Linked DNA regions of Homo sapiens: all the other regions are linked to region 1. The links are chromatin loops, found by intact Hi-C in ENCODE. Cell type or tissue: adrenal gland. All regions are shown on one strand.

What was found. Peaks named below come from ENCODE experiments on the same cell type or tissue, not always from the same donor. Only the 100,000 strongest peaks of a DNase experiment are listed, where the experiment ranks them.
Region 2: a loop joins it to region 1, with 4 times the contacts of the local background. A loop is called at or near these places in 17 of 110 quality-filtered maps.
Region 3: a loop joins it to region 1, with 2.6 times the contacts of the local background. A loop is called at or near these places in 13 of 110 quality-filtered maps.

The regions. Positions count from the first base shown.
Region 1 is chr2:120,676,015-120,684,014 of GRCh38, reverse strand. No RefSeq gene overlaps it. Among named protein-coding and RNA genes, the nearest start is that of GLI2, 56 kb to the left of the region's middle. In adrenal gland, a CTCF peak has its summit at 3,557 (motif pointing right); DNase peaks (open chromatin) are centred at 3,644 and 4,033; H3K27ac peaks cover 857 bases; H3K27me3 peaks cover 290 bases.
Region 2 is chr2:120,433,728-120,441,727 of GRCh38, reverse strand. No RefSeq gene overlaps it. Among named protein-coding and RNA genes, the nearest start is that of LINC01101, 29 kb to the left of the region's middle. In adrenal gland, a CTCF peak has its summit at 4,306 (motif pointing right); no DNase peak of the experiment used is centred here; H3K27ac peaks cover 620 bases.
Region 3 is chr2:120,536,011-120,544,010 of GRCh38, reverse strand. It overlaps LOC105373585 (a long non-coding RNA gene), which reads left to right. Exons shown (of 4, transcript XR_001739681.3): 4 at 1-135. Among named protein-coding and RNA genes, the nearest start is that of LINC01101, 74 kb to the right of the region's middle. RefSeq lists an enhancer at 1-500. In adrenal gland, no CTCF peak of the experiment used is centred here; DNase peaks (open chromatin) are centred at 3,340 and 3,598; H3K27ac peaks cover 1,616 bases.

The sequences.
Region 1 (8,000 bases):
GAGTTCATCAACAGGTAGACTATCTCGGGTGGGCCTGACCTAATCAGGTGAGACTGAAAAGGGAGTGTGATGGGAAGGAAGAGCCCTGAAGCCTGGAAGACTGTCCTGCTGGCTGTGAAGAAGGGAGCTGCCCTGTGGTGGGGGGCGGGGCATGTGGTAGGAGCTGAGCGTGAGCCCAACCAGCAATCACCAAACCACCAAAACCAATCCACAACCTCACAACCCTGCATCTCTTGTCCCTGGGACCTGGCTAGCCCCACGCAACACCTGCTCACATCTCTGGCAGCTGGGAGGAAGCTGGAAGCAAGGACAGATGGGAGCTGGCTGGCTGGACAAGGCCAGGACGGGCACCCACAGCAGAGGGAGAAAAAAGGCCAAAACCAGTTTCATTAGCACACACCATCACAAAGAGGTTCACTTCACAGTATCATCCTTCTAGGTGGCTCAAAGTACCACTTGTGGTTTTCCTACTTTGTACATATAAGTCTGTGCCACAATTGTAAAACATTTTGACAACTGTTTTTCAGGATCATTGGTTTCCCTTGCTGTCCTTGCATCATTTCAGAATCTAAACACACTGATCTGAGGAAGGCACCATAGGCTCCCAGAGGGGCCAGAAGCTCCGGGACACAGGGCAGGCCAAGAGCCCAAGGCAGGGCCAGAGAGAAGACGGCGGGAGGCAACTGCAGCTTGGCTATGATGCTCTGATGGCCTAGCGTGGGATGGGGAAGGAGACAGAAAGGAAGGATGTTTTAAGCTGTTTTAAATTAAAGACTGCCCTCAAGCCTTCAGACTAAAGCAATGTGGTCTAAATAACTGACCAGAACACTGACCAAAAAAAATGTAGCAATATACAACTAAAAATTGGAATCTACCGCAGTGTAGTGTTAACAATTAGAAAAGAGGCGAGAAATAAGTGAATTAGAATTATAAGTTACAAATAGTTCTAGGAACGTCAAATTTTGGAGAAGCCTGGAGATCTTTTCAACTTCTGCCCCTCATGGATCGGGGTCCATAAACCCCAATCCAAAACTCTTGGGGCCAGCTGTGGTTTGGAACACAGAATGTTCAGATTTTAAACAACACTGCCAGTCACAGAACACCCTCAGGGGGGCCTGGGGAGCACCGCTCATCAAACTCGCCAAGCTTTCTCCACCGTGATGAACGACCTCCCACAAAGCGGGATGAGTCAGACCGGAAATGGCTGCAGTTTGGGACAGGGCAGGTGTCGCTACCTAATGATTTCCTTTAAAAATCGAATTTTGGGCCGGGCACTGTGGCTCATACCTGTAATCCCAGCACTTTGGGAGGCCATGGCGGGCAGATCACCTAAGATCAGGAGTTCGAGACCAGCCTGGCCAACATGGTGAAACCCCATCTCTACTAAAACTACAAAAATTAGCCGGATGTGGTGGCAGGCACCTGTAGTACCAGCTACTCAGGAGGCTGAAGCAGGAGAATCGCTTGAAGTGGGGAGGTGGAGGTTGCAGTGAGCCGAGATTATGCCATTGCACTCCAGCTTGGGGGACAAGAGCGAGACCCCATCTCAAGAAAAAAAAAAAAGAAAGAAAAAAGAAAAAAACTGAATTTTGGGGGAGCTTTTTGGATTTCAATATTGAGTATGAGGAGCTGAGGATCAGGAACAGAGGATAAGTTGGCCTGTACCTCTCCAAGTTCTGATGCTCCCAGAGCTAGAGCTAGAATACTCGCTCAGCACTGATCGGTGTCTGCAATTCACAAAACAAGTTTATCTGTGGGGTCTCATCTGATCATGCCCCAGGTAGATCAGGGCAGAAACCCCGAGCAGGTGTCTGGGGCCATAGGCTTTCAGCCTCTCACCCCGCCCGCAGTCCCTCCTTGTTCCCCTGCGTGACCTCTGTCCCACGCCTCGGCCCACGTGGCTTCCTCTGCTGTGGATGCCTGTCCTGGCCTTGCCCAGCTAGTGAGCTTCCTGAGTCCTACAGAGGAGCAGCTCCTCTCTGCTGCTCAGGATGTGAGCAGGTGCTGCATGGGGTCAGCCAGGTCCTGAAGAGAGAGGGTGGAAGATTGTGAGATGTCCAAGATGGGTCTGGCTGGTGAGTGGAGCGTGGACCCAATCTCTCCTCCTGGGCAGTTCATGCAGGCTTGGGTGGGGCAGCCTGAGCTGTAGAGTGGGGTTGGCTGGTACCCGGGGCGCGCCTGCCTTCTCTCCTTTGGTGAGCAAGTGTACTCTCACTACCACAGGGAAAACCTCCCCTGGAGCCCTCTGAAAGCCACTGGCCATATCATCTATTTCTAATGAGGTATAATTGTGGACAGGAATGGGGGCCTTGAGGCTTATAAGGAAAGCACACTCCACATCTGGGCTTTGCAATTGGGGCCCACTTTTACTGGCTGTGCCCCTTGGGATAAGCCCAGCCCAACCCTCAATAGCTGGCAGTGACCCATTTGGCCGGCCCCTGGGCTGCTCCCCAACCCTCTCCTTGCTCTGTGCATCTGCAGAGGCCTGAATGCCCCCTCAAGGCACACTCCAGGCCCTGTTCAGGCAGACCAGACCCTACACTGAGCTGGCCCTGCTCCCATCCTGCCGAGCCTCCATTAATGCTGTTTGGTATGGAACCAGCTCCAAACAGACAGCAGCCCTCAGTTAAAAGTATGAACAAAGAAGGCACTAGACCAAGCACATCAGCCAGGGCTTGTGCTGGGCTGAGGATGGGTGCCCACTGACTCCAGGGAGCTCCTGCTGTGAGTTCAAGACTGCACTCGGTGGTGAGGGATATGTGAGGCAGGAACATGACTGAGAGGCAGCGGGAAGAAACAAGAGTCATCCATCATGAAACCTGTGCCCTCGTGCAGGAGCCGGCCTCCCGTGTGAAAACAGCACTGCTGACCATGGGTAGAAGAATCGGTGGTGGCTTCAGTTTATGACCACCCTCCAACAACCCAGTAATGGAGGGCATATTATTATTATTAATTTTACTATTATTTTTAGGGGTGAGGTCTCACTCTTGCCCTGGCTGAAGTGCAGTGGCGCAATCACAGCTCACTGCAGCCTCTTATTCCTGGGCTCAAGTGATCCTCCTGCCTCAGCCTCTCTAGTAGCTGGGACTACAGGTGTGCACGACCACAGCCAGCTAATATATTTGCTTTTTTAGCAACAGGGTCTCACTATATTGTCCAGCCTGGTCTCAAACTCCTTGGATCAAGTGATCCTCCCACCTCAGCATCATGAGTAGCTGGGATTACAGGTGTGAACCACTGTGCCCAGCTCAAGGGAAGGAATACTATTATGCCCATTTTCCAGATGAACAAGCAAGCTCATAGAATTTAAGTCGCTTGTCCAAGATCAATTATTAAGTAAGTAGCAGAGCTGGGATTTGAAATCAGGTTTGCCAGGCAGTAAAGGCTACTCATTTCCAAGCTGCTCCTGGCCAGTGGCCCATTGAACTCAAATGGGGACGGGGACACACACACACACACACACACACACACACACGCACATGCGCGCGCACACACACACACACACACACACACACGGGTTCAGGAGGAACAGTACTATGCATAATGACCACCAGGTGGCGCCCCAATGTCACAGTTGGGACACCTGACTCCACAGCAGTTCTTCCGAGAAGAAAATCGAGGGCCGGTCTGGAAGGAGGGGAGGGAGGCCCGGGACAGTGGGTTCTGTGCGTCTGACCTAGCCCTTGTCCAAGAGCCCAGGTGTGTTGGAGGCTTGAGTCAGGATGAACCCAGCATAGCAACAGACACCGAGTACAGGGGCTTCACCTGCAACGGTCTATGTTTCGGTTTCTTTCCCTGCCTTGTGCGTGTGGCAGGGAGCCCCAGGCTGGCCTGAGTTTCCTGGTCGGCTGTATGTCTGGTGTTTCTGGCTCAGTGCTGAGCCTACAAGGCCGCCTGCTTCATGGCAGGCATTTCACGGCACGATGCTGCCTCCTGCTTTCTAGTCTTTTAGAAAGCACACACGCAGGTGTGCCAGAGGGGGCACTTCGTGTATCTCCCAGAGCTGGACATGGATTCTATTTCTTGTGTCTGCTGCACCAGGACGCTGGGCCTGAGTGCATTCTGGTTCCCGCTGCTCACTGCCATGGGCTCTGTGGTTAGGGCCTTGGGTGATGCTTCAGAGTGTGAGGACTGTGAGGAGCGCACGTGCGTGTGTGAGCGCCTGGTCTTGGATGTCCTCAGAGGCATCCATGCATGAGTTCCACTGTGGCTGTGCCCACAGGCCCTTCAGGCCCCCAAATTCCCCTGCAGCTTCTCAGCCACCCTAGGAGCATGGGCAAGGAGAGCACGTGATGGCTCCCGTGCCCCTCGATGGCACAGGAATCTCCGCAGTGCCATGGTCATCTTCTGACACTCAGGCACTCCATGGGGCACAGGCTCAGTTCCCCTCTGCCCTCAGGTCCTGAAAGCCCATCTTGGGCTTTTCACCTTGGGATCCACCACATGCCTCCTCCTGTGGACCCTCCCTGTCTCTTCATTCTCCCCTCGGCCTGGGCACCCATGGTCCGGTCTGGGTAGGGTGGAGAGGCTGATGTTCTCCCGCTGCCCCTTCCCCAGCATGTTATCGCACCAGGTACGTGCTACCTCCTGCGACAGCAGATTTTTGGCGACGAAGACCAGGAAAGGCCAGCATTGTTGTTCTCCATGGTATGCACACATTTTTGGTGGTCCCAGCGACTTAAGGTGTGGATGGCTTTTGGGGGTGTCCAGGCATGCAGAGCATCCTGCAACACAGAGGAAGATCAGAACTACAAACAGCAGGCCTCCTCTGCACCCCCACCGGGAGCCGGCTGGGCCAGCAGGACACTCTCACGCTGCAGCGTTCCTCCCAGGGGAGGAAGAGGAAGCAGGGCTAGGGGAGGGGCTTCAGGGAGACGTGGCCAGGGACCTCAGGTTAGAGTTCATTTCTCCCATAAGGGCAGGGGCAGGTGGGTGGAAACGAGGACCCTCCACTGAGGGCTTCTTGAATCAGGATTTGGGGGATCAGGGTTCAGCTTGGAGAGGAATCTGAAGAGGCCCCGGGCTGGCTGAACAGGGCCTGGTGGGGACAGACACTGAGAGGGGAGGGTATAAGGGGCATGGCAGGGAGTGGAATTGGCCATCCCTCAGGCATCTTCCTTCCCCTCCTGACCAGGCCAAGAATTGCCTCTGGAGGGTTTTGTTTTTTTCATTTTTTTTGTTTGTTTTCATAGAGATGGGATCTCACTATGTTGCCCAGGCTGGTCTCAAACTCCTGGCCTCGAGCAATCCTCCCACCTTGGCCTCCCAAAGTGCCAGGATTACAAGAATGAATCACTGTGCCTGGTCTGGATTTTTTTTTTTTTAAACTTATTTTGGAGACCTACACCAAAGTGAACAGAAGAGAATAATGAGCCCCGGGCATCCACCCTCTAACTCCACCAACCCTAACGCCCTAACCCCCAGCCAGTTCTGTCCCATCTGCACCCCCGACCAACTCCCCTCTCCTGCATTACTTAGAAGCAAAACCAGGCCTCACAGCATTTCATCTGGAAATATTCCAGTACACGTCTCTAAAAGGCGGCAGGGCCAGGCCGTCATCATCAGAGCTCAGGTTCCAGATGTTTCGTCTGAGGGTGGCAGAATTTCCTTTCCCATTTGCTTGAGTCAGGCCCCATACCAGCTCCACCCAGAGGGACTGAGTGTGGTCTCTCTCCAGCCTCTCCTTCTCTTTCTTTTTTCACTTTTCATTTTGAAATAATTTCAGACTTACAGGAAAGTTGCAAAAATAGTACAAAGAATTCCCATTATACTCTTCACCCAGATTCTTCAAATATTAACATCTTACATAACACAGTACAATGATCAAAATTAGGAGAGGAACATGGGCACGATATGATCACCAAACCTACAAATCTCACTTAGATTTATCTCATTGACAGGTCTCATTTAGATTTGCCCATTTAATTGTCTACTTTAGTCTGAAAGAGCTTCCCAGTCTCGCTTTATCTTGTTTTCTTTTGTTGTTGTTGCTTTTTTTTTTTTTTGAGTACTGGCCAGTGATTTTGTAGAATGTCCCTCCATTGGGTTATGTCTGATGTTTCTTCATGATTAGATTTGGGTTATGCATTTTTGGCAGGAATCTCGCAGAAAGAATGCTGTCCTTCTCATTCTCGGAGGGCTGGGATGTCCAATTTCTCCACTATTCACTTACCATTCTTTCCCTTTGTAATTAACAAGTATCTGTGAGGAGATAATTTGAGGCTATGTAAGTAGCTTATTTCTTATCATATTTTTGCCTACTAGTTTTAACATCCATTCATGATTCTTGCTTAAAACAATGATTGCTGAGGTGTTTATGGAATAGAGATTTTTCTATGTTCAGCATTCCTTTTACATTTCATTAGTGGAATTCTTCTGTGAGTAAGAGCTTTCCTTTCTGCCTCATGTGTGTATTCATTCATTTCTCCATATCCATATAGACTTATGGATTCTTATTTTATTCTATGGCTATGGACCATGACTTTTGTTGTTCAAATTGTCCCAGCTGTGGCCATCAGGACCCCCTTCCCATGGTTCCTGTGTGGTTTGTCACGGCCGCATGGTTTTGAGTTTGGGGACCCCCTTCCCATGGCTCCTGTGTGGTTTGCCACGGCCGCATCGTTTTGGGGACCCCCTTCCCATGGTTCCTGTATGGTTTGCCGCGGCCACATCATTTTGGGGACCCCCTTCCCATGGTTCCCGTGTGGTTTGCCGCAGCCACATCATTTTTGGGAGCTTCCTTGCTCTATAGCATCAAGAGATGCTGCCGACTCCTCCTGTCCTTTCTCTGACCTGGCCCTGGAACGAGCTGTTTCTCTTGGAAGCCCTGGTTTGTTGTATTGAGACTGGTGTTTAGAAATCAAGATCTGGGTGCTGGCTGTGCTCATTGCCACCAGGCTCTCATTACCTCTAGGCACTCCCAGCAGCTAGACTAGGAAATACACACACACACACACACACACACACACACACACACACACACACCTGTATACACATTAAAAACCACGAGTTCTTACTGACACCCCTAATTCTAATCCAGTATCACAGGGTTCTCCGTCTTGGTGTATCTTTGATCTCCTTATCCATCATCTATTGACTGATTTGCTCAGTTCCAGAAGGCATGTAAAATAGTTTCAGAATCAGTGACCCATACCCTTGTGAAAAATTGACCAACTAGTCATGGTATGATATGTGTATATACGTCTTTTCATTTTTAGCCTTTGAGGATGCAATAAAAACACTGTTTTCCAAAGTTTCTTAGGTTAGTTCCCCCATCTTTTCAGTGGAAGTATATAAATCATTTGTAAAACTATTAGTGCCACTTATTTCTGTTTGTATTCTATTTTGGGTTTCCTCTCATTAAAAAAAATTTTTAATCTAGTACATGAAATATGCACATGATTCTAAAAGTCAGAACGATTCAAAAGGTATACACAGTGTCACTCCCTCTAATTCTTCTGTGTCATTCCCATCATCCACCCTTTTCCTACCTATGCCCACACCCTCGAGGAACCACCCCCGACAGGCAACCCGTCTTATTGGTTTCTGATTTATCCTTCCTCTGTTTCTTCTTCACAAAAGAACAGGTTTCGTATATTTTATTTTCCTTCCCCTCTTCCTTCGATGAAAAGTAGCATGTTACAGATATTCTTTAGCACTTTGCTTTTGTATTTAACGATATAATCTAGGAATCACTCCACCCTAAAGTCTCTTCTAATCCAAATATTCCCCTCCACGCTTCCATTTCCCCTGTGTCACTGAGTTGTTGGAGAAACTGGCAGTCTGTCCTGTGGAGCTTCCTACCATTGGGACTTTGCTGATTGAACCTGCAAAGTGGAGCGTCACCCATCCCCCTGCCCTGTCTTTTCTTTAACGGGTCATTGGATTTGGAGGCTTGGTCGGAGTCAAGTTTGCTTTCTTGGGAAAAGACTCAGAATTTAAAGAGATCCTTGGCAAAGCAAAGATAACTTTTGCGTAGGTCCAAATGTGTGTCCACAGGG
Region 2 (8,000 bases), 240 kb after region 1:
AAGAGAGAGAGAGAGAGGGAGGGGGGGGAGAGAGAGAGAGAGAGAGAGAGAGAGAGAGCGCCTAAAGGTTATGTGGTTAATTGAACATCAACAGCCACAGATACGATTATGCCCCTTTGTGTCTTTCTCCCAGTGTGTTGATGGAAAAGTAACTAGATTAAAAGGGCCGGGAGCTCGGGTTGGAGGGGCCGGGCAGTGGGGGGAGAGCCCTTCTGAATGCCGACCCGGGGCTCCCGCAGTCCCAGCAAGGAGGGAAAACAGTCAATTAGAGAGGAGAGAAAAGATGGAGTGAGCTGTGGCTTGGCATTTGCATAAAGGCTGGGCCCCAAAGCTGCCACCCTTCGAGAGGGGGGCAGGGGTTCCCAGGAGAGAGGTTGGGAGTGTCATGGGGGTGAGGCACATGGTAACTGTTGAAAGTCTCCGCCCGAGGCCCCTATGCACACATTGCACATGAAGCCGAAGTAAGGGTTACTGGGTGTGTGTATGGAGCATGTTGACGTCTGCGCGTGCGTATTCTTGTCATATCTGTGAAGTTGCAGACATCCACATTTCAAGTGGATTGCACCTGTATAGCTTGTGTTGGCCTAACTCTCTGTGTTGTGACCATGTGCACAGATTTATGTAGGTGTGAAAAGACAGTGGGGAAAATCCCGTGGGGCCTCTCTGATGGGGCCCAAGAGCATGGCTGGGTCAGGGGGATGTGGATTTGCTGACTCGATCCCACCAGCACAGGCAGGCCATGGCCTCGAGGTTTCCTGTGGCCCTAAGGAGCCTGGACCTGGAACTAACCCCCAGGCTCGCTGGGTACCTGAGCTGCCTGGAAAATCTTCCCAATCTTTCCAGTCCCCTATTTCCATTAGGCCCTGACCCCCTAACCTAGCCCGTCAAACAACCTCGTCTCTGAACAGGCAGGTTTTAGGCTGAAAAGACAGAATCATACCAACCTGAGATCCAGTGCCAGCTCCGGCTTCATGACCTCACACACATAACCTCACTCACACACAGCCCAGAACCAGGGAGCCTGTGCTCTCGGAGAGACTGTCCCCTCATGAGGAGACAATGCCATCCAATTATAGGACTGTTTTAGGGCTTCAGTGAGATCTTGTACTGAAGTGGGAGGGAGTCCATACTACAGCCCAGCTTGCCTGGGACCGCCCAGGTTACGCCTGGGGTCCTGCATTATTATTCATAGTGCCCCACACTCTCAAACATGTCCCGCTTTGGATTACAAATTATATGGCTACCCCAAATATAAGTGGGGCCGCAATAACTCTTCTTCTCTCCCCTTCCTCCTTGCCTTCCCTCTTTGATTGTCTGATTGACGCACTGCTCCACTACTCCAACCCTCTCTGCACTCCTGGCATGAAACTCCTGGAGTTCCCTGATGTCCGTCACACCATGTGCAACAGTAATAGTAGTTAATGCGCAACAGACACTCAGTGGCTTAACAGCTGCCCGGGAATAGAGCTGCCTCAGGGACTCTGGGTGCAGCGGACTGCCCTCTGCCCGCTGGGTTTAGAGCAGGGCAGGGCATAGGAAGAGAAGTAAGGCCTTCGACACCCCTATGACCGTGGGCTACTACTGACAAACAACAGGGTAGGGCCGTGTTTCTGCATCCACTGTCCATTGGAATCGTTCTTTTGTGTGGACAAGCCCTTCCTCCCCTATTGCAAAGTGATTCCCTACCCATCCAGGCCTGAGACTTTTGTCTTTCCCTGAGTACTGGGATCCAGCCTCAGTCAACATTTCACCATAAGAACGGCTATGATGCAGGTTGTGGAGGGCCTCACTTAAACAAGCACGTCGCTTACGTCACGGCAGACCCACAAACAGGCCCTCATTGATTTGTTGTAGTTGCTCCTGGTTAGGGACGTTCACCACGTAGACCAGGGCCCTACATAGGTGACTCAAGAGGGCAGCCCGGGTGCCTGGGAGCAAAGCGCCAAGCCTTTGTAGCCAGGAGGCACTTCAAAGCTAGCTCCCAAGGGACTTCTCAAATAGGGCTAATGGGGCACACGAATTTATCCCTGCCTACTCCTGAGACACCCTGGCATGACAGTAAAGAGATGTTTAAAGGTGAAAATCTGCTAAGACAAAGAGTATGATAGAGGAGGCATCAGTAAAATTTCAGAAGCTTGAATGCAGATAGGAGAAGGGTCGTTTCTTTAGCCCTGTGGAGAAAGCTGAAACCGAGGTTTATAGAAAAACAGGAAGTCCAAAAAGCCGGCCAGAACCCCAAAAAAGCTCCTAAATTGGAGACATGTACAGAGATTTTTAAAAAAATTACTTTGCCTATGAAGGATCAGGCAAAAGAGTAGCACTGGACAATGGTTGCTTAAAGACAGTGGAGCAAAATTTTGAAATTTTGTATGCAGGTAAATTAATCAAGCATAAGGGTAGAATAAAAATGTGGGTCATAAAACTTCTCAAAAATTTACCTCCCATATACTCTTTCTCAAGAAACTACTGAAGGATGAGGGAGGCTTTGGGAAAGCTAAAAAGATGTAGCAGAGGTTCAGAATCCTCAGTGAAGGAAGGCTTCCTGGAGGAGGGGGCATTTGGAATGGATCTCAAGGGATGGGCAGGGTGTCAGTGAGTTAAGGTGGGGGATGGAGCAAGGAGAATTTCTGGGTAATGGGAACAGCATTGGCTCTGGCAGGGCGCTAGGGGAGGGGGTTCAGGGTTGTCTTGCCACTGGTTTGGTGGAAACAGGGAGAGATGCAGTTGGCTGGGGCCTGACCACAGCAGGCTTTGAATGGCAAGGAATCAGGACATAATTCTACAGGCCTGAAGGACCGTGAAGAGGGGCCCTAGGGCTGGGAGATGAGAGAGGCTGGAGGGGCCCCCAGGAAGGGGGCCAAGGCAGAGGGAACGCAGGTCTCCAGGCTGGGTCTGGGCGCTGATGAGATCACGTGTGAAAACACCACGTCACAAGGGGCCTCCTGAGAGGTGTGGGCGAGCCAGAGTGAAGACTGTTGGGTTGGAGGGACTGGGCAGAAGCCCAGCTGTCTGTTAAATTTCCCAGGAGAGGAAGGCTCTGAGCAGGGCAGAGGGACTGGGTGGTCACCAGGGCATAGAGCCACCCGCTTTAAAGCCCCTGGGTGGCCCCATCCTGGGCCTGCAGGACCCACTCCACACTGCTCCTGGACCACTGGACCAAAGTGGAGCCAGACCCCGAGGCCCAAGGCTCCCAATGACATTTCATCATCCTCCAGGCTGTCTTACCACCCAGTGCCCTGCCTTTCACCCTGTGAAATAAAGCCACTGTTTGAGAATGCAACTGGGGTCACCACCTGGCTCCCACCCCCCACTGCCAGCCACACCATGTTTAAGAGGGCTGGGTGTGGAGCGCCGGCACGTAGCAACAGCGTGCAACCCAGGCAAATTACCTCCACTTCTCAACCTGTAAAATGGGATTTACAGTAGCTCCTGCCTGCTGGGGTGGTTGTGAGGATGAAATGAATCTGAATGGGGTAAGAGTTTAGAATAGAGCCCAGAACCCAGGGAGCCATTGCTATCATTATCCTTATTAATATTACTGCTGAGGCTTAGAGAGCAAATAGAGCCAAGGATGACTTTGGGGGCAGCTGAGCCAAAAAGTGGAGATCCAAGAGTTTGCGTGGCCTGGACTGACCATGCAGCTTTGCAGGGTCTCGCTCTCCTCTGTGGCCTGGCCGGATGGGATCCCATGTCCTCAAGGCCTGTCCAGAGACCCAGCCCAGAAGCCATGCTGATTGGAAGGAAGTCACAGTCACAATTTCTAGGGGGCCGTGGACAGCAGTGGGCTTGATCGGGTTTGGGTTCTGACTCGTCAGAGTTCCTACCCTGGCCAAGGGGACCCTACCCCACACTGGGGCCACCTGCCTTCCTGCTATCCTTCAGTATGTGGTGGGGGATAGCCCTTTCCGAGGGATCCACCCAATGGGGATCCAGGGTGGAAGCGTTTACAACCCGGCACGCCCTCCCTGGCATGATTTCCCCATCACTCTGTCCCACCCACGTCCCCGGGCTCCTTGGCCTGGTTTCCAGGAGCTCTGTGTGTGGGGGATTGAAGGGTAGTCATTTTGTAGTATGGGGAAGATTTCAGGGCCAGACAGACGCTTCAGGGCTATACAGGAGCCCTGTGAACATAGCCATCACCAGTCACTGCCTCAGGCCTCCGGGGTAACACAGATAAGAGCAGGGAGGGCTGTGTGGACACTGTCCCTTCAGGCTTTCAGAGGAAGTCCAGCTGCTCAGCACTGCCCAGGTGTGGCAGGGATGACACCTCCCACTCCAGATACCATTTCATCTGAGGGCTTAGTCGGTAATTTGGGTATGCTGCCACCAGGTGGCTCCCCTTTAAGGCCCTCTCTCCTCAACTACTGAGCAAACCTTGGATTCTGTCCTAGAAGAGAGGATGTTGGGCTTCTCTCCTTACTCATGCTGGCCCCTTGTGGGCACCTGAACACCAGGCCTCCTCCGCCTGGGTATCCCCCAGCCCCTTCTCCTGCTCTTTTATCTCTCTCTCTTTGTAGCCCCATCTACCCCACTCATCCTAGGGTCAGGAGTTCCTAATCCGAAACAAGCCGAAGCTCCACTCTGCCCCTCCCAGGCTCATCCCAGCCCTGCCCAGCTGAGCTTCCCTGAGAGGCTGAGCGCTTCCTCCACTCCTGGCCAGCACCTCAAACCACCTCCCCTGCTGCCTTCCCCCAGCCCTGGGACTCCTCCTCTCCTCTTCTGGCCATTTTCATGGGACTCCCCCTGCCAAGATCCAGTCCCAAAAATTCCCTGAGCAGTCGGGAGGCAGGTCAATAAAGGTTTGCTGAATGAAAGATTGGGAAAGGGGCAAACACATGGCTGAGGGACTAATCGGTGGACACATTTTTACTGGGCACCTATTATGTGCCAGGCCCTGTGCTGGCCCAGGAGGTGAATGAATCAGTGAAGAAGAGAAGTAAAGGGGGATGTGAAAGCCCAAACACAGGAATGGCTGGAGAAACGGAGCAGAGGAGGGGACCAGCAGAGGGGTGGGTGGCTGGCTGGAGGGGTGGGTAGGTGAGTGCTTCTCATGATTTGCTGGGGAAGAGCCAGGTCACTTGGCCAGGGATTGAGAGAGGCAGTGTCCCCAACAGGACCCAGACCAAAACAGATGACTCACTTATATGTAAGGCCTTGGAGAACCAGCTGCTGCAGGGGAGGGGCGGGGCAGAGGGGGGTGCTGGAACCAAAATTGTGCTGTGGGGGCACCCTGGGGAGCTTGAGACAAGGTCAAAACAGGCCCTGCACAGATGGAAACCGGTGCAGATTAGGAAGAAAAGCCTGAAGACTCATCCCAGAAAGCAGCAGTGACTCATTTATTGAGCACCTACTAGCTGCCAGGGATGTCCTATAAATCAGTCCTAAGCCCCAACAGTCCTGGGCAGGAGAGTTACCCTCACCTTGCAGAAAAGAAAAAGAGAAGCTGAGTGGTAAAATGACTGATCCACAGCCACCCAACAGCAAGGGCCAGAGTCGAGACTGACCCAAGTCCTCTCTTGGCTGGGACCTGCCCCTCTGTCAGCTAGCGCATGCATTCTTGGAGAGACCCAAGGAGATGGTGACCAGCATGGAACAGACGATGGAGGGAGGTGGGCAGCAGGGCAGCCTCCCAGGTGCCTGCAGAGCATAAGCCAGCAGGGAAGAACCACTGGGTGGCCAAGACACCCCAGTGCGGGAGGCCTGGCCTCTGGGGATGCCTGGGTTTTGCCTGTGGGGTTGGTACTCCCTCTGGACAGTCACAGGTGAGTGGCTTCCCCTCTCTGAACCTGAACTTCTGCATCTTTAAAAGGCAGAACACACGCTCCCAGAGTGACCTTCTGTCCACTGGGCTGGATGCAGTCAGCAGCAGAAGCTCGCCTGCCCTCCTTGCCGGCCCTCCCTGGGGTCATTTGTGCTTTCTGGTCAGCCTGTCCAGCTGGCTGACGCCAACTGCCCAGGGCCCGGACACCTTGGAGAGCCGGCCATGATGCTGATGCAAATGTACAGGTAGGCCACTGCTTTATCACTGATGAGGAACATCCCCTTCCCTCAACTGCTTTTCCACAGGGCAGGCAGGGCAAATATTCATATCCCGTGCTGCAGACAAGAATGCAGGTGGGGAAGGAAGAGAAGCTGACCTTCCTGCCACAAGCTCAGTTCTGGGAGCCTCTTGTGGGTGGTTCCCCTCATCCTCCCAGGAGCTCTGAAGGGTGAGTATCATCCCCATTTTGCAGATAAGGAGACTGAGGCTTAGAGAGCTTGGATGCCTGGTCCAAGGTCAAGCATCTCATCAGGGTCTAGACTCGATTCAAACATGGGCTCTCTAGCATGCTATGTGACCTTGCGTGAGTTCCTCCCTCCCCCAGCCTCCACCTCCTCACCTCTGGGATGAGGAGGATGGACAAGGTGAATTTATCATTGAGGTCCTCCCAGCTCTGGCAGTTTGGAAGCCTGTGCCCTCACCGGAAAAGAGCACCAGGCGCTGTGTCCTCACAGCCAGGCTTGGCCCCAGCTCTGTGACCAGCAGCCAGCGCCCCTTTCATGAGTCTCAGCACCGCATCTGCAGGCGGGGAGATGGCTTCGGCTTAGCAGGTGTGCCAAGCGCTGATGCAGGTGACACCCGTGGGGCATGGCCTGTGAGGGACCAGCATGTAGTTCTCCTGGGAACACCTGGGGATGGGCCCGGAGACTGGAGCCCGGGAATTCAAAGCCTGGTTCCTGGGGTCAGGGGGCTCATGAGGGAGCCTCTGGGGCTCTCCTACCCTTGGCTAATTTATTGTGATGCAAAAATCAGACTCAGGGCGGCAGGAAGCAGAGCCGAGTGCCAAGCACTCTTCCATTCTGTTCTGTTCCACATATTTTCAGTATTTATTGTCCCCATATGTGATGCTGAACATTAAAAAACATGTTGCTGAGATTCCTCCAGAAAGGGCTGACATTTCACAATATTCCTCTCATGCTGGGGATTACTGCTCAAGATGATGAAAACGTGGTTTATTCAAAACAGATTGGGGCAGAAGAAAACAATGGCATGGCCCCCGGAGAGGCTCAGCGCGCTCCCGCTCCTGGGAGAGACAGGCGGTGCACCTCCGCCAGGAGCTCCAGACCCGGGGCAGCCTCTGTCCAGTGGGGGCCTGGATTCAGAGAGGGAATTGAGCCAGGCAGACCCAGCGCCCACCCTGGCCCTGGCTGGCTCCCGGGGAATGGTAATGGTCATTGCTTGTGGGGTGCTTCAAAGTACCAGGCAGACGTACCAGGCTAAGGACCCCAGCACCACCCTATAACATCCTTTTCCATTTTAAAGAGGGAGAAACTGACTTCAAACAACTTGCCAAAGTCTACAGAGCTAGTTGGTTGCAGAGTCAAGATTACTGATTTAGGTTTCTGTCCAAAGGCCCTGTTCTTAACCATGGCCACAAAACAGAAAGCATCCTGGGAACAGAGGCAGTTGACTTGCTGTGTGATCATGAACAAGTCACTTTACCTTTCTAGGCCCCAGTTTCCTCACCTGCAAAATGGGGGTGAGAACCAAGCCTGCACTGGCTGCCTTGAAGGGATGTAGCGGGTCCAGGAATGGGGTAAGATCAGAGAGTGGTGTCTCGGTTTCCCTCCCAGCGACATCACCATGGGTTGGGAGGCTTCAGTGGCCAGGCTGGCTCAGCCCTCTCTTGCAGAGGGCCTGGAGCAGGTGATTCAGGTCTCTGGGTCTCCTTTTTGAGCTCCGTAGAATGAGGGGCATGGGCTCAACCACCTTGAAGGAGGCTCAAAGAGTCCTGGCTTTGGGCAGACCTAGCCCTGCCACTTGTGACCAGGAGCCTTCCTTTGTCCAAGCCTCTGTATGCCCACTGGGGGCAGTTGATTGTGCCGGCGGTCACCGTAGAAGGTAAGTGTCCAACACAGAATCCAAAGGCAGTATCCAGAGGACATTGTCCAAGGGCAGGGTCCAGACCCCAGAGCCCCTTCCAACCCCCTCCCAAAGCAGGGCAACTGTTGGGGGGCCC
Region 3 (8,000 bases), 140 kb after region 1:
AAGGACCGGGAAAGACAGGGCCACCCGCAGTTCCTTTTCCTTGACGTCTTTCCTTCCTCATCAGCGAGCTGAGGTGGAGAGCGTTGGTAGAATGTGTGCATAATAAGAAGTGAAATAAAAACAGTCGAGTTAGTATTCTACTGTTTCCACTGTTCTGGTGAGAACAAAACACATATGCTGTATATGCTTTGAAATACAAAGTGTGTAATTTTAGTGATTCTGCATAGGAGTTAAATGTTTTTATATTTGCATTTAAAACTGCCATTGTATACTATAAAGATAAAGAGTAAAATGTATTCTAATAGTTTAACTTTACTAATAATTTAGTTTTTACTTTTATTTACCTAGAGTAACATTAAATAGCAAACAAACAAAACAAACATCACAAGTTGAGAGAGAAACCACAAAAGAAAGAAAAAAGCTTTATATGTTAGTACCTTGAGAGGCACTTTTTCCTGCTTTTTGAGTAGGGATTCATGTTTTCCCGTTGCACTGGGCCTCACAAATAATGTAGCCAGCCCTGCCTTCAAAGTGCATTCAAGTGACTCCCCCTTCATAATCACTTAAGCCTGGAGCCACGGCCTTGCCCCTGAACACGTAGAACAGTCATGGCCGTACCAACCGTGAGCCATTCTTGCCTCTCTCTCTTTTGTCTTATTCTCTTGTCATCTGTCCACCTCGCAGGACTGTTGGGAGGCACCAATGGACTTTGCAACTGGAGATCTCCCAACTGGACCATGTCACTGTTATGTTTAATTTGCACTGTGCACAGTAGGTACCCAGTCAACGTTTGTCGAATTCCATGGACTGGGCCTTATACCTCCGAGGATTTTTCACAGCAGTAGCATGTGCACATGCACAGAACGAGAACACAACCAATGCTTGTTTGCTGGTGAAGACCTGGTCTCAGTATTTTGCCCAGGAAACCCTTTCTTCATGGACAGCATGAGGCAAGCTATGGCCCTTGCTGTGGTCTCAGTGGTTCAGCACGGAAGATGAAGATGACGGGCAGTCTCAGAATATTAGCTTTAGAAGGGACTTTGGATCCTTTTGATTTTGGTAGGTGAAATACTTTTTAAAAATAAAGAAAACGGACTTTGGACAAATGCTCTCATTTTGTAAATGAAAAAGTAGAGACAGGAAGAGTAACTGATTTGTCCAAAATCAAACAAAGTAAATTGTGTTGCATCCTCTCCATCCGTAACCACCTTCGCCTTCCCTAACTGCTCCATGTGGCCTGGGAAAGTCCACTTCACCTCGTCTTAGAGGTGGGCTTCTGATTCTAGCTAAGCCAACCCCCACGTTCTGTTCCTCTGGTCATGGTGATTGATTTGGGGACCAGCCTGAGACCTAAGCTAGCCCAACGGGCATCCTTTCTGCCAGGAGTGAGAGGAGTCAGGCCCTCTCTTCCTCAGGATCAGGGATGTGAGAAGATGTGGCCTGGGATTGTTGCAGGTATTTCTGATCTCCTGAAGGGCCTGCGCCTAGGGAGAAAGCCCAGTATACTGCAGGAGGAAGGACAAAAGGAATGGCAGAATAGCACCAGAGCCTGATGCTTCCGAAAATCACTGGGTCAACCTGTACCTCAAGCCCACAAGACTATGGGAGCTTTCAATTATGTGACCAACAAATTCTCTTTTTGAAATGTGTTATTGGGGATTTTGTTCTTTATAACAGAGAGGGTGCTGACAAACACAACAGAAAGGTGACGTGAATAATTCAGGACACACAGAGGCTAGCCTAGAACCCAGGTCTCCAGATTCCCATCCAGTGACCATTGCAGTAGCCCCATGGGAACTAATACTGATGGTAACAGGTGCAGTGGAAGCAATAGAAGCAATAGCAAACACAACAGATGTGGTGCATTGTTGATACATTGTGAATGAATCAAGGATCCCAGGTCCTCTTCCGCCAGGGCCAGTTAAGCCAGATCTGCAGTGTCCCTGGGAAAGGGGTGATTCCTCCATTGAGGAATCGGGGGATGTCCTCCCTTGCTTACCTGCTCTGTTGCTTGGGCACTGCCCATTTACGATCCTGCAAGCAGCAGGCAGGTGGCATCCGCCCAGTAGAGTATCTGCAATAGCAGCACCGTGATGAGTGAAACTCAAGGTTTCATGAGGACACCGGGGGGCGGGAGCACCTTCAGGGCTCTGTGGCTAACTCAGGCACAGTCTGTGCTCAATAACTCCAAATGATAGGCCACTGTGGGCCATGAGCAGCTCCCTCCTTCCTGCCTTAATGAGCACAGTGTGGAGACTGAACCTCAGTCTCCTAAAGGGATGGAATTAAAGGAATTGGGTCAGCCCACTCATCTTACATCTGGGCGTACCAGGCGGTGACACACCCAGGCTGCATAGCCACACAATGCGCACCCTTGGCTGGCCCAGCTCTGCTCCCCTCCAGGCCCAGCAGCCTCCTTCAGCTGCTGAAGCTGAGGGCACTGGGGCGCTAAGGTCCTCACCGGCTGATGCTTTGGGCAGGTGCTGGGAGGCGAGGAAGAGCCCATGGCACCATCTGACTTCTCAAGGTGCCCTGGCAGGGTATCTTCCTGAGATCTCCTGGGGAGGTGGCCAGATGAGAGAGATCAGAAATGAGGGCAAAACCGCAGAGGCCAGAGCTGAGCTCTCCATCCTGTGCAGTCACCAGGCACTAAGGCCAGAGAGAAGAGGAGAGCCCTGAGCGCACAGTCAGGGAAGGCCTTGTGCAGAGGCGGCACCTGGGCAGGACAGGAGGGATGGGCAGAGGGGGTGGCAGACGGCAGACAGCAAGGACAAAGGGGAGGAGGTGGGAAGGTCCCCAGACGGCATGGAAGACAGAAAGGGAAGCCCCTCCAGCCATTCCTGCCAGAGACCCTGCCAGGGCCCAGGGGTGGGCTTGGCAGACTGAAGGGCTCCTTGCCAAGGCTGATAAAGGGAGTCTCTCACTAACTGGAAACAGGGGGCTTGCAGAACTGAGAGCCCTGTGAGAAGGGTCTGGATTCTGGTGACAGGAAGATTGGCAGGGCTGGGATAGTGGCTCGGAGCCCCCAGGGCCTGGTCCCAGAGGCTCAGACAAATGCCATGGTCCCAGGAGGCCCTTCCTTGCAGTAAGCAAAGATTTCCTCAGTTCTTTTGACTACTCCCTGGGTCAGGTGGCTTCACCTCGCTGAGCCTCCGTTTCCTCCTCTGTAAAATGGATGTGTAACCTGATAGGCTTGTTTTGAGTAGTTGCTGAGATCACAGGCCTGGCACAGAAAAGTGCCCTTCAGTTGCGGGCTCCGTGCCCCCTCGCCCAGCACCCTGTGCACCCCTCTGGTTTCTCTAGTTATTCACCAACTCTGCCCCGGTGCACTGCCTGCCTAGGGCTGAATGGAGCAGTGCGGGGGTAAATCAAGCCCACATGTCTATCACCAGGCACTAAATCTCCCCAGGGACATTCCTTACTGTAGCAGTAATGCCGCCAGCTCCAGGGAACAGGGTTGCACCATAGGGCAGGCTCCCCACACCCGGGAGGCTTAAAGGGCCAGCTCCAGCAGAAGCAGCAGGCCCAGCCTTACATGGGCACAGACGTGTCAGCAACAACAGCACCCCGCTGCAAAAATAAACAAGCAGCACCGCCGTGTCCAGAGACTCACAGCGTAGGGGATCAGAGCTCAGGCTCTGAAGTCAGACCAGGTCTCATTCCCAGTTGAGCCACTAAGCCATGTGGCCTTGGACAGGTTACTCTCCTCCCTGCTGTCCACCTCAGTTTCCTATTGGGCTGGCAGGTCTATGGTGAGGACTGAAACGCTGAGAGTCCCTGGTGCACATCAAACACTCCCTTGTAGCGCCATTGTTAATCAAGTGCCACGCACATGTGATTTGGTCCACTCCAAAGTTTCCTAAGGAAGAGACTGCTATTGTCCTTAAATTTCCAGAGGAGAAATAAAACCAAATCTCGGGCTTGTTTGGGCTGTGTGATCAATGGTCATCGCGGGACACTTGGCACTTGACCTGTGCTCCATGCAGTGAAGGGGATGGGCCCAGGCCCGGGCACTGGGAGTCCTGGCTGCTGTGCCTGCTGCACCCGCCCACTGCCCTGTCCTCCCTGGCTCCCCACCGCAGGCAGTTGTCAGGGCCGGCTTTCCCTCGCATGGTCTGATCACAAACCAGGAAGGACGGCACAAGAACTGATCTTTGTTGAGCCCCACTGGGTGAGGAAGGCCCCTTCGCTCCCGATCCTCCTCCAGCTCTGCCGGGAACTGCTTTGGAGAAGAGCAACTGGAGGATCAGAGAGGCTGTATGCCTGCCCTAGGTCACTCGGCTGGTGGGGGCATCGCCAGGAGTAGAGCCTGGCCAGCTTTGAAGCCAGCGTTCTTTCCTCTCTAGCCCACGTGCCTGGTTCAGTCTACAGTACCCCTCACTCCCAGAAAAAGAACAAAAGCATTCAACCCATGGCCTGTCTTCTGGGCTGCGAGGGACGGCCCTTTTATTTATGACAACCGGCTGGCTAAGATCAAAATGACCAGTGGGAAACACCAGTCTCTGTGGATGACTTTGTCATCAGATCACTCGAGAGAAAAGAGCATTTATCTGTCAGAGGCTCACTCTTCCTCTGCAATACCTTCTGAAATTATTGAGGGGATTTAAAACAGGAAAATACAATGTTTTCCTCATGAAAAGAACGTTTCTATTAGAGAAAGCATAGGAAATACAGAGAGATGGGGTCGGGGGAAGCCCTTAACCTCCCACCCAAAGGTAACCATTAACCTGTCTGTGCCTTCCTCTATCAGCTTTTCATTCTTTTTCAGCAAACATTTGTTGAGATCCTCCCTTCAGTGGTGCCGAAGAGCTGATTATGGTAGAATCTGTGCCCTCGAGCTCACTGTGTGCCGGGGTGCAGGGCTTTTGATTTTATAGGATGTTTCAGACACCTCTTGGGCACCACTTCAAGGGAGACTGGCTCCGTGTGGGTTTGCAGCAGCTTTGTGCAGAGGTGACGGCCCTTTGCCTGTGACCACCCTTGGTGCCTCTCCAATGTTGCAGCCCTCAGCCTTTGTGCATGGCCAGCCCAGAAGTGCGGTGTGCTCTGCCCATGAACGCGACCCAGTGGACAAACGCTCCCCATTTTGTTTCCTGGGTGGCTGGTCTGAGCCACATTTTACAAGGCTCCAGTGGGGTGGAGCTCCAGTTGTCCACAGTGATGGTCAACAGAACCATGTGCTCTTGGTGGATTCGTTTTCCCTCCTCCCCTTTCTCTCTCCAGTTCCCTCAGGCTAGTCCCTGGTAACTGTTTCCAAATAAACTACCTGCACACCAGCTTTTGGCTCTGCTCCCAGTTTGAGACTGTGGTCATGCTATACATACAATTTAGGAAGGGGAGGCAACAAATTTAAACATTTGTTATTTGCATATTTCAGTTCTATAGCTTTAGTATTGACTAAATACCCACCCCTTGCAAGACAGTCCAACGAGGTTGTTACAGTTGATTCCTCTTTATCAAGAAAATAAAAGGAAATGATGACAGAAACAGATGTTACTACCATCAGTGCACTCTCTTCACCTCTCACTGATTTGCTAAAGTAACCTAGGAAAGTAATCTCAGATATTTTTTATTTTGAAATGATTTCAAATTAAAGGAGAGCTGCCAGGGCAGTAGAGGTAATTTCTGTTATATACTTTTTGGGGGTGCTATTGCTTTTCCTGCTTTACACTGTAACATGATTTCCCACGTGAGGTGGGAGGTCCTGCCTGCAGCCACCCTGGACATCATCTACAGCCAGGTTTGGTAGAGCCTGTCCCCTCCCTGCCATGGACTAGTCTACATATGGGCCTACACCCGCTTGCAGGCTACAAGACCAAGGGGAAGTTTGTTGGGGGCCTCTTGGGTTTTCTCAATCCTGAAAGAGAAAGTCCCTGTTCCTCCTCTGGGCACAGTGGCAGCTGGATGGGATTCCCGGGCCAGCTGCTGCACCTTGCAACCCAAGACCAGCTTTAGGAGGAGCCAAGAGGAGGTATCCGAGGGGAGAGCTGGAGGGAATGAGGTCCCACGACCTGCCTCTGGCTCTGAGAGACAGCACACCCCTTACTGTTTAAGTCAACTAGAGCCCTCTGCTCTACTCAGACCATCCCAATGGCACATCACATTGTTAGCAGTCCTTTTTGAGAATCGTCTTATTGGCTGCCTGATATTCTATCTAATGGATGGGCCGTAATTTATTTACCAACCCTCTATTATAAGACATTGAGGCTGTTTCTTATTTTTCAAAATAATAAGTGACGCTATGGTGAGCATCTTTGTTCATAAGTTTGGTCTGTATTTCAGATACCCTACATGCAGCTGCTGGATTATAAGCCATCATCCTTCTTAAGCCTCTTGATACCTATGGTCAAACTGCCAGCAGAATGACACCCCACCAAGCAAGCACACAGCACTAACCTTATTATGGCAGCGGCTCTGGGTTTTCCATTTTATTTTATTTTTTAAATCACTGCCTCTTCAATAATTAAGAAAGAAAGATTGTTGGTTGCATTTCTTTAATTACTGATGAGCTTGGTCATTTCCCTTCTTGTTTGCTAATGGGCTTATTGCCGCTCATTCTTGTTGATTTCTATTGTTTCTTGAAGACTCGTAAGAGGATGACAAATAGATGATATTGACTTCAAGGATGGAGAAGTCTTGGTCCCTATTATGTGCTGCCTCCCACCTGTGTACCCTTCTCTGGATGATTGCACACTGCTCTTCATCCTTCCCCCAACATTTCTCCTGTCTCTGCCTACCCCCATCCTACCACCAAGGGCAGGGATGGAGGGAAGCTTCATGCTCCCCTCGAATCTAGCGGACTGAGGGCACGGCGCAGCCTGAAGCACTGACGACAGGAGGATTCCAATGCCACCCCTCTATTCCTTGGGAAGATCTCTGACTGACGAGTGGTTAGAGACGACGTGTGGCTATGGAAGGGGGGGCCGCCACACTTATGCCCCCCGCCTTCCTGTTGTGGGGTTCTGCTCTCTGCTCACTGCCTAACCTGCCAAGCTAAAGCCCAGTCAACATGGCAGACCCTGCCAGACCCATGGCCTGTCAGAGCTGGAAGGAGCTTGCTCTGAAGAAGTTTCTCCCAGCAAGTGTTTCCTGAGCATTTACTCTGTGTAGTCTCCATGGCGTGGGATCCAAGAACACAGGGAAATTGGGGTCCCTAGGGGCTGGTGGATTCAAGGTGGTTGCACTGTGATTGTCTCTGTCTATTTGGGCTGCTGTAACAAAATAGATAGTACTTTGTTTGGGTGACTTATAAACAACAGAAATGGAATTCTTACAGTACTGCAGGCTGGGAAGTCCAAGATCAAGGCACCAGCAGGTTTGGTGTCTGCTGAGGCCTGCTTCCTGGTTCCCAGACAGCCATATTCTCACTGCATCCTTAATGTGGCAGAAGGGGTGGCAGAGCTCTTGTATGAGGGCACTAATCCCATTCCTGAGGGCTCCCCTGCCATGACCTGATCACCCCCCACAGAGGCCCCACCTCCTAATACCATCACCTTGGTGACTAGGTTCCAACCTATGGATTGTGGGTGGACTCATTCAGTCCAAGCAGCAGTGGAGGCCATGAGCCCTGCCTCAAGGCGGGAGTGGAAGGTGCCAGCCCTGTAGTGTGGCGATGGTGGCATAAATTCAACCAGCACTTTGTGACGCTCTGTGAAAGAGCCTGGGCTTTGCAATCAAACCCTGTGCTGCCCTCACCTCTGCCAAGACCAGGGGGTGACCTTGGGCCAGTGACTGACTCTGCCAAGTCTCAGTTTTTTTTTCCTTCTGTAGCTTTAGCTCTTATGTCAGCATTACTCTGTGCTCTTTGTAAACCCCTCTTCATTCTCTTGTCCCCTTCCACGAGGCAAGGACCATGGCTGTCTTGTGTGACCTTTAAGGGGGCTGCACGGTGGGCATTCAATGCACCCTGATCCCAGGCAAAGGGTGGCTGTGTCTGGCACACAGTAGAGACTCACCTGTTGAAGCCTGTTTTGGACCATCCTATATGGGAAAGCACTTAG